Linked DNA regions of Homo sapiens: regions 1 and 3 are each linked to region 2. Evidence: chromatin contacts called from ENCODE Hi-C or POLR2A ChIA-PET data. All regions are on one chromosome and are shown on one strand. The core of a region is the stretch at or near the end of the contact, and the rest is flanking DNA. Distances in the headings are between cores, read along the strand shown.

Region 1 (3,383 bases), core at 443-2,942, 890 kb after region 2:
ATATGACACATAAAAAAAGCAACAAATAGAAAAATAGAAAAATTGGACTTCATCAAATTTTAAAACTATTGTGTTTCAAAAGACACTTTTAAGAAAGTGAAAAGACACCCCACAGAATGGGAAAAAATACTTGCAAATCACATATCTCATGAGAGATTTGTATCTAGAATAAATTATGAGTTCTCACAACTCAATAAAAGATAAAAAAAACCCAATCTGTAAAATGGGCAAAGCGCCTAAATAGACATTTCTCCAAAGGAGATGTACAAATGACCAATAAGTGTATGAAAAGATGCCCAATGTCACCAGTCATCAGAGAATGACAAATCAAAACCACAAAGAACTACCACTTCCAATTCACTAGGATGACTTAGATAACAAGTATTAATGAGAATACAGAGAAACTGGAACTCCCACACACTGCTGGTGGGAATGTAAAATGGTGCAGCCACCTCAAAAAAAAAAAACTTTCTGGCAGTTCCTCCAAAGGATCAACATAGAGTTATCCTATGACCCAGCAATTCCACCCCTAGCTATACACTCAAAAGGATTGAAAACAAATGTTCACACAAAAGCAAAACAAAAAAAATGTTTATTTTAGTAGCATTATTCCTAATAGGCAAAAAGTAGAAACAACCCAAATGTCCATCAAGTGATGAATGATCAAAATGTATTACATCCATGCAATGGAATATTAATCATCTATTAAAAAGAATGAAGTATTGATACACGCTACAACGTGGATGAACCTCAGAAACATTACGCCAAGTGAAAGAAGGCAGTCACAAAATATCATGTGTTCTATGATTCCATTCCTATGCAATGTTTGAATAACCAAACCTGTAAAGACAGAAAGGTCAGTAGTTGCCTAGAGCTGGGGAGCAGGAGGCAAGCGGAATACAGTGAGATGAGATGAAGTGAAATAGGATGAAATGAAATCATGCATCTTGTGCATTGACCCAGCAATGGAGAAGTGGGGGGCAGGCTGCAGGCTGGGGGCTGTCACTGGTCTGAAGGAGAGGATGTGGATTGTTGGCTACTCCATCTGACCTCCAATTTCTCTGTGGTGAAATGACAATAATGCCCTCATCTTTCCGGCCTCCCAGGGTTATCATGGAGATTGGTTGAGAGGAGTAAGTAGAAGAGATTAAAGGCCACAGAATGTTTTAGCACATGTAACAAATAAAGAGCCTTGGAACTTCACAGCCATTCATACTGTTCTCTTTGCCTGGAACATCCTCTCCCTCTTCTCCACCCAGACACTTAACAATCACTTCTGCTGTGCAGCCGTCCTTGGCAACCCAGACAGAGTGATGCCCTCCTGCAACAGGGCTGCCAGCAGGAGTGTACCCGACCTCCGTGTCATCACTTGTGCACACTGTGATAAGACCATGCACCTCTCGCAGACAGGACATGAGCTTTCACCTCTCTGTGTCCAGCCCACTGCTGACCACAGCACTGCAGGAGGATGAGCCCCTGCAGGAAGGAATGCTGGCTCTCTGGGGTAGATAAAGAAGGTTCTGGGGAAGGGAAGGGAGGAACAGGAACATGGGCTCCCTGCCAGGCTGTCCCAGGTCCGGGATGCCATCGGCAAGTGGGCGGGGACAGGCCTGGGTAGATGACATGGTAGTGAGTAAGTGGGGAGGCAGGCCAGCAGAGGAGCCAGGCTCACCTCCCGCCCGCCCACCTCGGCCACAGACCGGGAGGGGTCGGAGCACTGCGTTGGGGTTGATGAGCAGACGACTGCCAGGCAGCCATTCACAGGAAATGGCACAGACGCACATTGTTCCAGCTACCCCCCATCCTCCCTCAGGGGCAAAGTGAATGAGATACTCACCAAGGAAGCCGTTAGCAAAGGCGGACACTGATTCATGGTTTATAAGCAATGGTGAAGTCCTTTTTCCACTGGCTGCAGCCACGAATGGCCGAGAAGCTGTAAACAGTAACCGTAACCATGCATGAGCATCCCTACCTCGCTGTCTCCTCAACTCACCTCTCCAGCCCCGAGCGGGGTCACTGAGCATTGGAGAACTGCCCCGTAGCTTCTCACCTGCACGTTGGCAGTCTGCGTCCCCAGGAAACACACATGATCACTTTCTCAGACACCCAAGACCTGCATCAAATCTGCCAACTAAACTCTGGGAGGGGTGGCGAGTGGGCTGCAAGCCTGTTTCTTAGAAAGACAGTGAAGGAGAAGATAACAAGGCCTCAAGTTTGCCCAATAGGCTTTCTGGACAGCAGCATGGCCGGGAACTTGGTGGCAATAAGGTTGATGGCATCATTGCTTTACTCATTCATTCATGCCACTAAGCTGTCCCTGAGAGCTACCATGTGCCAGACTGTGCCATGGGCTAAAGGTACAGAAGGTACAGAACACAGATGGCTGCGTGTGACTCTTAGTGCAGGGGAAGGACTTTGCACTCTCAGGACATCCTCTGCACCCTTTTGCCACCTTCAGACTCCCAAGGAAGGAAGCCCATCCAGGTGCCGCCAGAGAGAGGTGCCTGGTAATCATGTCTATTGATGGCAACCACAGTGGAGATCCCGGAGCACAGGAGAAAAAAGCCCAGGAACCTTCCCTTTCCAGAATTGTCTGGGCCAGGCTGAGCTGCCCGGATGGCTTACAGCTCTGCACTCTGTATCATGGCTAAGGATGAGGGCTGTGATGGGTGATGGCCACATCATTGGCTACTCCCCCTCCAGCCCCTAGGATTCATTGTCCACGGGAGAGCCCATCTCCCAGCTGCTGCAGGTGCTGCTAAGCGCTCGCACAGGTAGCCTTCCCTGGAGAATCATCCCTAAGCAACAGCGGCCCCTCCCCAGAGGTCCCAAGAACTATGTCTCCCTCCAGAGAAGGCCCAAAGCCAAAGACTGGCAAAGGGAAGGCTGCCAAGCACTACAGGGCAAATCTAATGAATGCCCCTGAGCAACATGAGAGCCGGCTCGGCTGCACTTCCCCTGCACACCCCTTGCCCCACTTCCTCCCCGACCTCTCCCGCTCCCCTCCCTCCTGTGCTAGCTTCTCCCACAGCATCCATATCCCTTGATCAGTCACTTGCACTGAGAATTTGTCTCAGGCACTGTTTCCACGGAGCCAGACCTAAGACAGGTGTAAGCCAGAGGGTCTGGATCAAATCCCAGGTGTGATAAGTCACCGGGGGCCAAGTACTCAACCTCACCAGATCTCACTGTCTTTCTCTGTAAAATAAGGATAATAGTCACACTTGCACATAAGGGTGCAGTGCAGAGTGCATGCGTGCATAACACTTAAAGTAATTGGAACACACCTGGCCCATCAAAAGCACCTGGAGGAGACATCAGTTCTTACCACTGTAGCCAGAAGGTTGTCTCTCTGAGCTACAAATAAGACACTGGACACCCAT
Region 2 (3,509 bases), core at 155-2,654:
GTAGCTTGGGTTGGAGAGCTCAGGGCAGGCTGGAGAGATGCCTGAAGGCCTGAGTCGATGGGAATAGGGACGAGCAGATGTTGAAGACGAAGGCAGAATGAAGACGGTCCCCGGGATTCTGGGCTGAGCCCCTGGATGGATGGTGGTCTTGTAACCGAGCTGAGGGAATAAAAGGAAAAGTGGGGTCAGGGGGATAATGACTGGCTCAGACCAGGAATTCGAGGTACCAGGTTTTGTGCTTGGGAGAGAGATGTGGGCTAGATTTGGGAGAAAGTAGAGACACGGAGTGCAGGCAATTGTTTTAGAATCTTAGAAAGTATAACATAATATAGAAGACAGAATATGGAGTTTGTTGGTTTGCTTTTAATTGGGGACACTTGGATATATTTGTAGAAAACTCAGGCCACTAGTTTTCACTCCAAAGAGGAGAACTCTGGTCCACAGGTGGTGGCTGGCAACCAGGGCAGAGCAGAGGTGGGGAAGACACATGGCCCCCAAGGAGCCTGATATCTTGGGGCTGCCGGGCATGCTTGTTCACTATAGTCACTCAGGGTATTCGCCTTCACTGCCCTTGGATTCTGTGGGACACCCCGGGTCCTTTCTGTGCCTTCGTCATCTTTAGAAGCTTCCATGTGGCTGGGAGGGCTTCTGTTTCTAGCAACTGAAGGATGTGAGACAAACGCCCTGACTTCCAGGGGCTCTGTCGCCCAAGGGAGTTTGAGAGTTCGTGCCTGGTGGGCTCACTCACGGGTCTGAAATGCCCCCTCTGCTGGGATCCAGAGCCCTCCTTCTGTCACCCTGCCTAAGAAGACAACACCCAGGCTTTCCGCTTCATTTACCGTCTCAAAGTCACATCACGTAGAAACTCAGGGTTTCTATTTGACATTTCTTCCGCATTTGTGCAGATGTCTGTAGGAAAGACACATGCTACACCCCAGGATCTGGGAGCCAGAGTGCCACAGGCAGCCAATCAATGTTTAGACGATGATGTTCAAGGTATGGCAAGAAGAGTGCACAAAATATTAGGGCTCCGGGGAAGAATGAGTGTATCAAATCGTCAATAAAAGTGTGGCAGACGGACAAAATCAACTTTCAGTGCTGCACTTTACAACTTGGTTATGAAACACTACGATTTCATGGTATATGACACGGAATCTCTTCTATCTGGGGATGTAAAATAAAACCCCTGGGAATATACTTTACAGTTCTTATGGGGAGAGCTCACTGTGTTTTCCAAGCCAAATAAATTTATATTATTAGAAAGAGAAGTCATGTTTATTTATTAAATTATTTGCCTGGTTTAGTGTATCATTGTTGAATTTCACACACCGAAAACATACGGCGTAATGAGAATTGAAAAGCCCCAACTTTAAAGTCTGCGAGAAAGGAAATGAAGTTGTGGACAGCTGTTCTCTGTTTCTCAGCACGACTACAAAGGAGGGGCCACGTTTCACCACTGTAAGTTTTGCTTCCTTTTCAGAGACTCATTGCATGTATTCCTGGAGAAAATACAGGACCACGTTTTGTGAGTTGTGAAGCACCAACGATGCGATGTTTTGCTCCCGTACCAGAATTTTCTTTCTAACGATTCTTGGTCCCAGGAGAAGCTAGATAATTAGCTAAGTTTGTTGAATTTGTGATAGGAAGATGATTTTTTACATCGTTGTAGGCACAATGGGTACTTTGATGACAGGTGTGCCCCTGGGGGAAAAGGACCTCTTTGAGGCCTCCTTCTGGAAGGACGGCTTCTCAGGGCCCACTCACTGACACACACCTCTTGACTTCAGTGATCAATGAAGTTCCCCCTCTGTCTCTCTGAGTCCATCTCTCTCCACAAGGGCAGGGCTAGTTCACATTGTGATTTTTACTACATAGATACTTTTCCACTATAAATTTAATAAAATTTGTTGTCAGTTTTTGGTGGTTATAATGATAAATTAAATTTACAGGTATCAGAGTGTGCTCTGAGATTTAAATTGTAACATCCAAAGATGAGCAGACAGCCAGTCACCGTGGAGAGGGCGCTCAGGCCTGCCAGACGTGACCACCCTCCTGCCTGAAGCTTTACTCACTACAGGAAGAGAGGGTTGGAGAACCTGGGCAGCAGAGAGTGCGCAGAGCACCAGAGGCAAACAGATGTGGGCAGTGCCATCCAGACCCTGCCTGGGGATGGGGAGCCTCGTTCAGGGGACTGGGCGACCCAGCCCACTGGCAGGAAGGGCAAGGAGGCTGTGTTTCCTGTGACCGTTATGCAGGAGGCTCACTTAGCCCACTTCCTTTGCTCTGAATCCACCCCAGTGAAAGCATGTTCTCACTATGTTTTGGCTTCTCTCTAAGAGCTGCCTACAGGGAGAGAAAGGGGCTGGCCTTGGAGGTGGTTGTTCCCACTGTAAATCAATGCAGCATTGGCCCTGTGACTTTTGTCTTCCCCTGAACAGTACATCCTCTCTTGTCGGGCTTCAGCAGCATTGACTCTAGAGTCAGAGAGTTGGAGGTTGGTGGAGACTTCTTATTCCACCTGTCTTAGATGGCATCCATCACCCCTGTCCATAGACACACATTGTCATGATGACAGGTGGTTGTGAGACCTCAGCAATAATGATTCTAGAAACTGCAGAAAACCTAGTACAGTGTGAAGAAGGAAATAAAAGTTGCCCAGAGCCTCTTTATAGAGAGCTAATGACTGTTTACAAATATTATTCTTGTTTTTTTCTTCTTGCTTTTTAACATATTTCAAGTCCTACAGTATAAAAGTGTTAGTATACTTATGGAAGTTCAGGTCCTAACTGAGAAATGTTCTTTAGAGAGGCAAATTTATCTCTAGGCTTATCTGTCAAAGAATGTATATTCTTTATACACAAAAGAATAGGCTCCACAAATATATGTATAAAGTTGGTTTGGATTTACCGACAAGCAGATTATTTTCTTTGTTCACGTTTCCTTCTTGCATATCAGACCATTTTTTTCCTGAGACCATTTTATTCCTTTAAGTAGTGGAACCTTTTGAGAAGTTCCTTTAAGGAAGCTTTGCTGGCAGAAAACTCAATTTTTTGATAGTTAAAATGTTTTTTAAATTTTTGCACTCATTCTTAATAGGTAATTATCCTGGGCTTACAATTCTAGATTGACAGCTGTGATCTTTCATCATGTTAGAGATATGAATCCACTGATTTCTGGCTTCCATTTTTGCAGCTGAAAAGTCATATTTCAATCTAATTGCCTATTCTTTGTGCAGTCTGCCTTTTCTCCAGGCTGCTTTTAAGATCTTCCCTCTTATCTTTCATTCATTTTTTTTTTTTTTACAGCGTATCTGGGTGCTAGCTCTTCCAATGCCTTCTGCCTGAGATTTGTTGTGCTTCCTGAATCTGAGGATTTGTGTCTTTCATCAATTTGGAAAACTCAGAGGAGCCACTTTCCCTGATTGTTGTGTCATCCCATTCTCTGAAGTCTTTCCTTCTGGAATTGCAATTAGACATATCTTCCACATTCCCACTGGCCTTTCCTAGTTT
Region 3 (3,509 bases), core at 148-2,647, 1.0 Mb after region 2:
CAGTTAAAGCCTGCCCTTAACCCTCCTGCCTCCTGCCCACAGACAAGGTGGCCAGTGGAACTAGACCCTTTAAGGACTTTACAGAGATTATTGAACTGAGTTCTTATAACTTGCAGGTTGGATACTGCTATCACCACCATTTTAAAGCTGAGGGAACTGAGATGCAGAGGGGTTGAGTGACCTGCCGAAGGTCACATGGCCTGATAGGGAGCCACAGGTGAACTCGCAGTCCAGTGGCTGCTGTTATGTGATCAGGAGCAGTGTGCCCCAGAGGAGTGTCCCACAGCAGCTGCTAAATGAATCGTTGGCCAGAGCGTGGGAAGAGCCCAGCCCCTGAAGCTGGACCCGACCAAGGCTGTCTGTGTATTTCCCTGAGAGAGAGTGGGCAGAGATCCATGACTCCACACCCCTCTCTCCTCATCCCTAGAGTAAGGACGTCAGCCTGGAATAAACAAATGGCACCCTTAAACAAAAGGGATGAGAAGGGAGAAAAAAAATGTGGGTCTTAGATAGCCAGGGGTGGTGGTCAGCTTTCCCTGGGAACCCCCAGCCCTGCAGAACCTGCTCCTGGAGTCTGGGACTGGGCCCCAGAGGGGCATGTTGGACAAGCTGGCATGGAGAAGGGAGGCAGCTGAGCTCAGCAGGAACCCCAGGTGTGCTGGGCCCTGGCCCATCTCCCAGAGCCAGCCCTGGAGCTCCATGGCTCCAGATGGCTAGCCGAATCCAAATCCACTGGCCTGTTCTGTCAGGGTCTAGGTGCTGGAGTGCGCACGGAGGCCGATGTAGAGGAGGAGGCCCTGAGGAGGAAGCTGGAGGAGCTGACCAGCAACGTCAGTGACCAGGAGACCTCGTCCGAGGAGGAGGAAGCCAAGGACGAAAAGGCAGAGCCCAACAGGGACAAATCAGTTGGGCCTCTCCCCCAGGCGGACCCGGAGGTAAGACTATCCCCCAGAGGTCTCAGCAGGACCCTGCAGAGGTAGGGGCAGGGATGGACAGTCCCAGCTGGCAGCCACCCTCCCCAGGGAGGCAGCACCCACAGGAGCACACCAAGGGCCCTTGATGGGGTCTGCAGCGGGTGGCCGGCTCCTGACCAACCAGCTCCCAGGGTTCAGAGAGGAGAGCAATATCGTGGTGAGTCCCCATCTGGGTGAAACCCCACACTCCCTCCTGCTGCTGGTCAGCCTCCGTCCTTCTCTTTCCTAGGTGGGCACGGCTGCCCATCAAACCAACAGACAGGAAAAAAGCCCCCAGGACCCTGGGGACCCCGTCCAGTACAACAGGACCACAGATGAGGAGCTGTCAGAGCTGGAGGACAGAGTGGCAGTGACGGCCTCAGAAGTCCAGCAGGCAGAGAGCGAGGTAGCCCAGAAGGCACAGGGGAGCACTGAGTTCCACAAACACAGATGGTGACCACACCCAGGCCTTGAACATCTGCCAGCTCTAACATCCGCCAGCTCACACTGAGCCCTCCCCATTGGCCCAGCATGCACGGCTCTGAAGGCCAGGCATGAACCTGGGGGTTTCTGGGGGACTCACCTAATTCGCCACCCCCTGAGCCCTCCACCCCTTCCCTTTTTCCTGTTCAACTTGGTGAGGGACAGGCAGGGTTTCCACCAAGAAAAAGGTGCTGAACACACAATCCCTGACCCAGGATGGGGGCCTAGAAGCAGGCCTGGAATTTAGGACAGCCCCAGACCTCAGCACTGGACTCTGTCCGGAGGGCCATCTGTGAGTCTGAGTTGTGGCTGCAGAGCTTGAATCTGGGTGAGGAACCCATCAATAGTGCACAAAGGTCAAAGGGCAGAGCCAAAGCATTCAGGCCTCCCAGGGACAGCTGAGGTGACTTAGGCACTGCTCTGTCCTCCCTGGAGACCTACAGAGAGGAGAGGGGGTGCCTCTCGGACTGTGAGGACAGCCAGCCCCCACGGCCCTCCTCCACTTCCCTTCTCATCAGCAGGTGCCTGTCACTCCCTAAGGACAAAGGGCACGTCCCCTAGAGCTGTTCAAGGGGAGCGAGTCAGGCTCTGGACTTTCCCTTCATGTATTCCTTCTTGCTTTGCAAATAAGCTTTAAATGCCTAGAATGTAGCCCACATTGTGTAGGCCACGGAAGATCTGGTGCAAATACCTTAGACGAAGCCCCAGCCTTCCTGGAGCTTGTTTTTAGTGGAAGGAGATAAACAGCAAACAAACAAGATCATTTGGGTTCATGAAAAGTGTGATTAAGACAATCAGTGAAGGTGAGCCCCTAGAGTGCTCGGGGCAGGGCGATTGAGATAAGGCAGTCAGGAGGGATACTAGGAAAGTAAGCCAGCCTGGCAAATCCAGGGGGCAGGAGGCCGGGTGGAGGGAGCAGCCCGTGCCAAGGCCCTGGGGTGGCAGTGGGCTTGGTGCCTGCAGGGATTAGCCGTGAAACCCCCACACCAGGTCAGAGTGATGAGGGGAGAGTGTGAGGAGGGTGGACGGCAAAGGCCCCTGGGGGCCACTGCAAGGATCTGAGTAGGGGGTGATGGGGCCTGCTTCTAATTTCCAGAAGCTGCCCCCAGCTGCTGTGGGAGGAGGGGCCTAAGACGGGAGGGGTGGAATGGGGGCCAGGCAAGGATGATGCCAGTGGGAGTGGCCGACTGCTAGGTGAAGAGTAGCCACTACTGTCCTTGCATGTCACGGCCCCTCCTCCAGCCCCTCATGGGAGCCGGACTCCCTGAGACTCAAGAAAATGCACCCGTCCTGCGTTCCTCCTGCCTGGGGTGACCCATAAGGAACACCCCCCCCTTCTCAACAACCACAGAAGATAAATGCCAAGGGGACCACCAACATGGGCATGGGGCTGTGATGCCAATCTTAAGGGAAAACACAAGTAAAATTGGCTCCAGGACTGAGCTGGGGGCAGCTGCTCTTTCTGTCCATGACTTTGAGGCGGGATCTCGAGCGTCTGTCTGACGGGCCTTCTGTCTGCTGTCCTCTCGCAGGTTTCAGACATTGAATCCAGGATTGCAGCCCTGAGGGCCGCAGGGCTCACGGTGAAGCCCTCGGGAAAGCCCCGGAGGAAGTCAAACCTCCCGGTGAGTGGGGGGCAGTGGTGAGTGGAGACAGTGCTGAGTGGGGGGGCAGTGGTGAGTGGCGGACAGTGGTGAGTGGGGGACAGTGGTGAGTGGAGGGACAGTGGTGAGTGGGGACAGTGGTGAGTGGGGGGACAGTGGTGAGTGGAGGGACAGTGGTGAGTGGGGACAGTGGTGAGTGGGGGACAGTGGTGAGTGGCGGACAGTGGTGAGTGGGGGACAGTGGTGAGTGGGCACAGTAGTGAGTGGGGGGACAGTGGTGAGTGGGGACAGTGGTGAGTGGGGGGACAGTGGTGAGTGGGCACGGTAGTGAGTGGGGGGACAGTGGTGAGTGGGGGCACAGTGGTGAGTGGAGACAGTGGTGAGTTGGGGGACAGTAGTGAGTGGGGGGACAGTGGTGAGTGGGCACGGTAGTGAGTGGGGAGACAGTGGTGAGTGGGGACAGTGGTGA

What was found. Hi-C counts contacts between places; a loop is a spot of excess contacts on that map. ChIA-PET counts read pairs that join two places held with the same protein, here RNA polymerase II (POLR2A). Pooled maps may share reads with other maps.
Region 1: a pooled map shows a loop between it and region 2 (5-fold over the local background). The contact joins two enhancer-like sites. A Hi-C loop is called at or near these places in 1 of 37 single-sample maps with no recorded cell type and 7 of 50 pooled maps. POLR2A ChIA-PET finds 5 or more read pairs at or near these places in 1 of 52 experiments (Panc1).
Region 3: a map with no recorded cell type shows a loop between it and region 2 (2.4-fold over the local background). The contact joins two enhancer-like sites. A Hi-C loop is called at or near these places in 2 of 37 single-sample maps with no recorded cell type and 1 of 50 pooled maps.

The regions. Positions count from the first base shown.
Region 1 is chr2:237,431,224-237,434,606 of GRCh38, forward strand. No RefSeq gene overlaps it. Among named protein-coding and RNA genes, the nearest start is that of COL6A3, 19 kb to the left of the region's middle. RefSeq lists an enhancer at 1,686-2,192. Within about 2 kb of position 1,693, at least 9 of the 41 ENCODE cell types and tissues checked have a DNase peak (open chromatin) inside an H3K27ac peak, as active enhancers do.
Region 2 is chr2:236,544,552-236,548,060 of GRCh38, forward strand. It overlaps a transcript of ACKR3 not described here. Among named protein-coding and RNA genes, the nearest start is that of ACKR3, 24 kb to the right of the region's middle. RefSeq lists enhancers at 572-701, 1,822-1,871. Within about 2 kb of position 1,405, at least 7 of the 41 ENCODE cell types and tissues checked have a DNase peak (open chromatin) inside an H3K27ac peak, as active enhancers do.
Region 3 is chr2:237,539,599-237,543,107 of GRCh38, forward strand. MLPH (melanophilin) reads left to right here. Exons shown (of 16, transcript NM_024101.7): 10 at 750-935; 11 at 1,204-1,359; 12 at 2,969-3,061. Among named protein-coding and RNA genes, the nearest start is that of PRLH, 25 kb to the right of the region's middle. RefSeq lists an enhancer at 2,214-2,715. Within about 2 kb of position 1,398, at least 5 of the 41 ENCODE cell types and tissues checked have a DNase peak (open chromatin) inside an H3K27ac peak, as active enhancers do.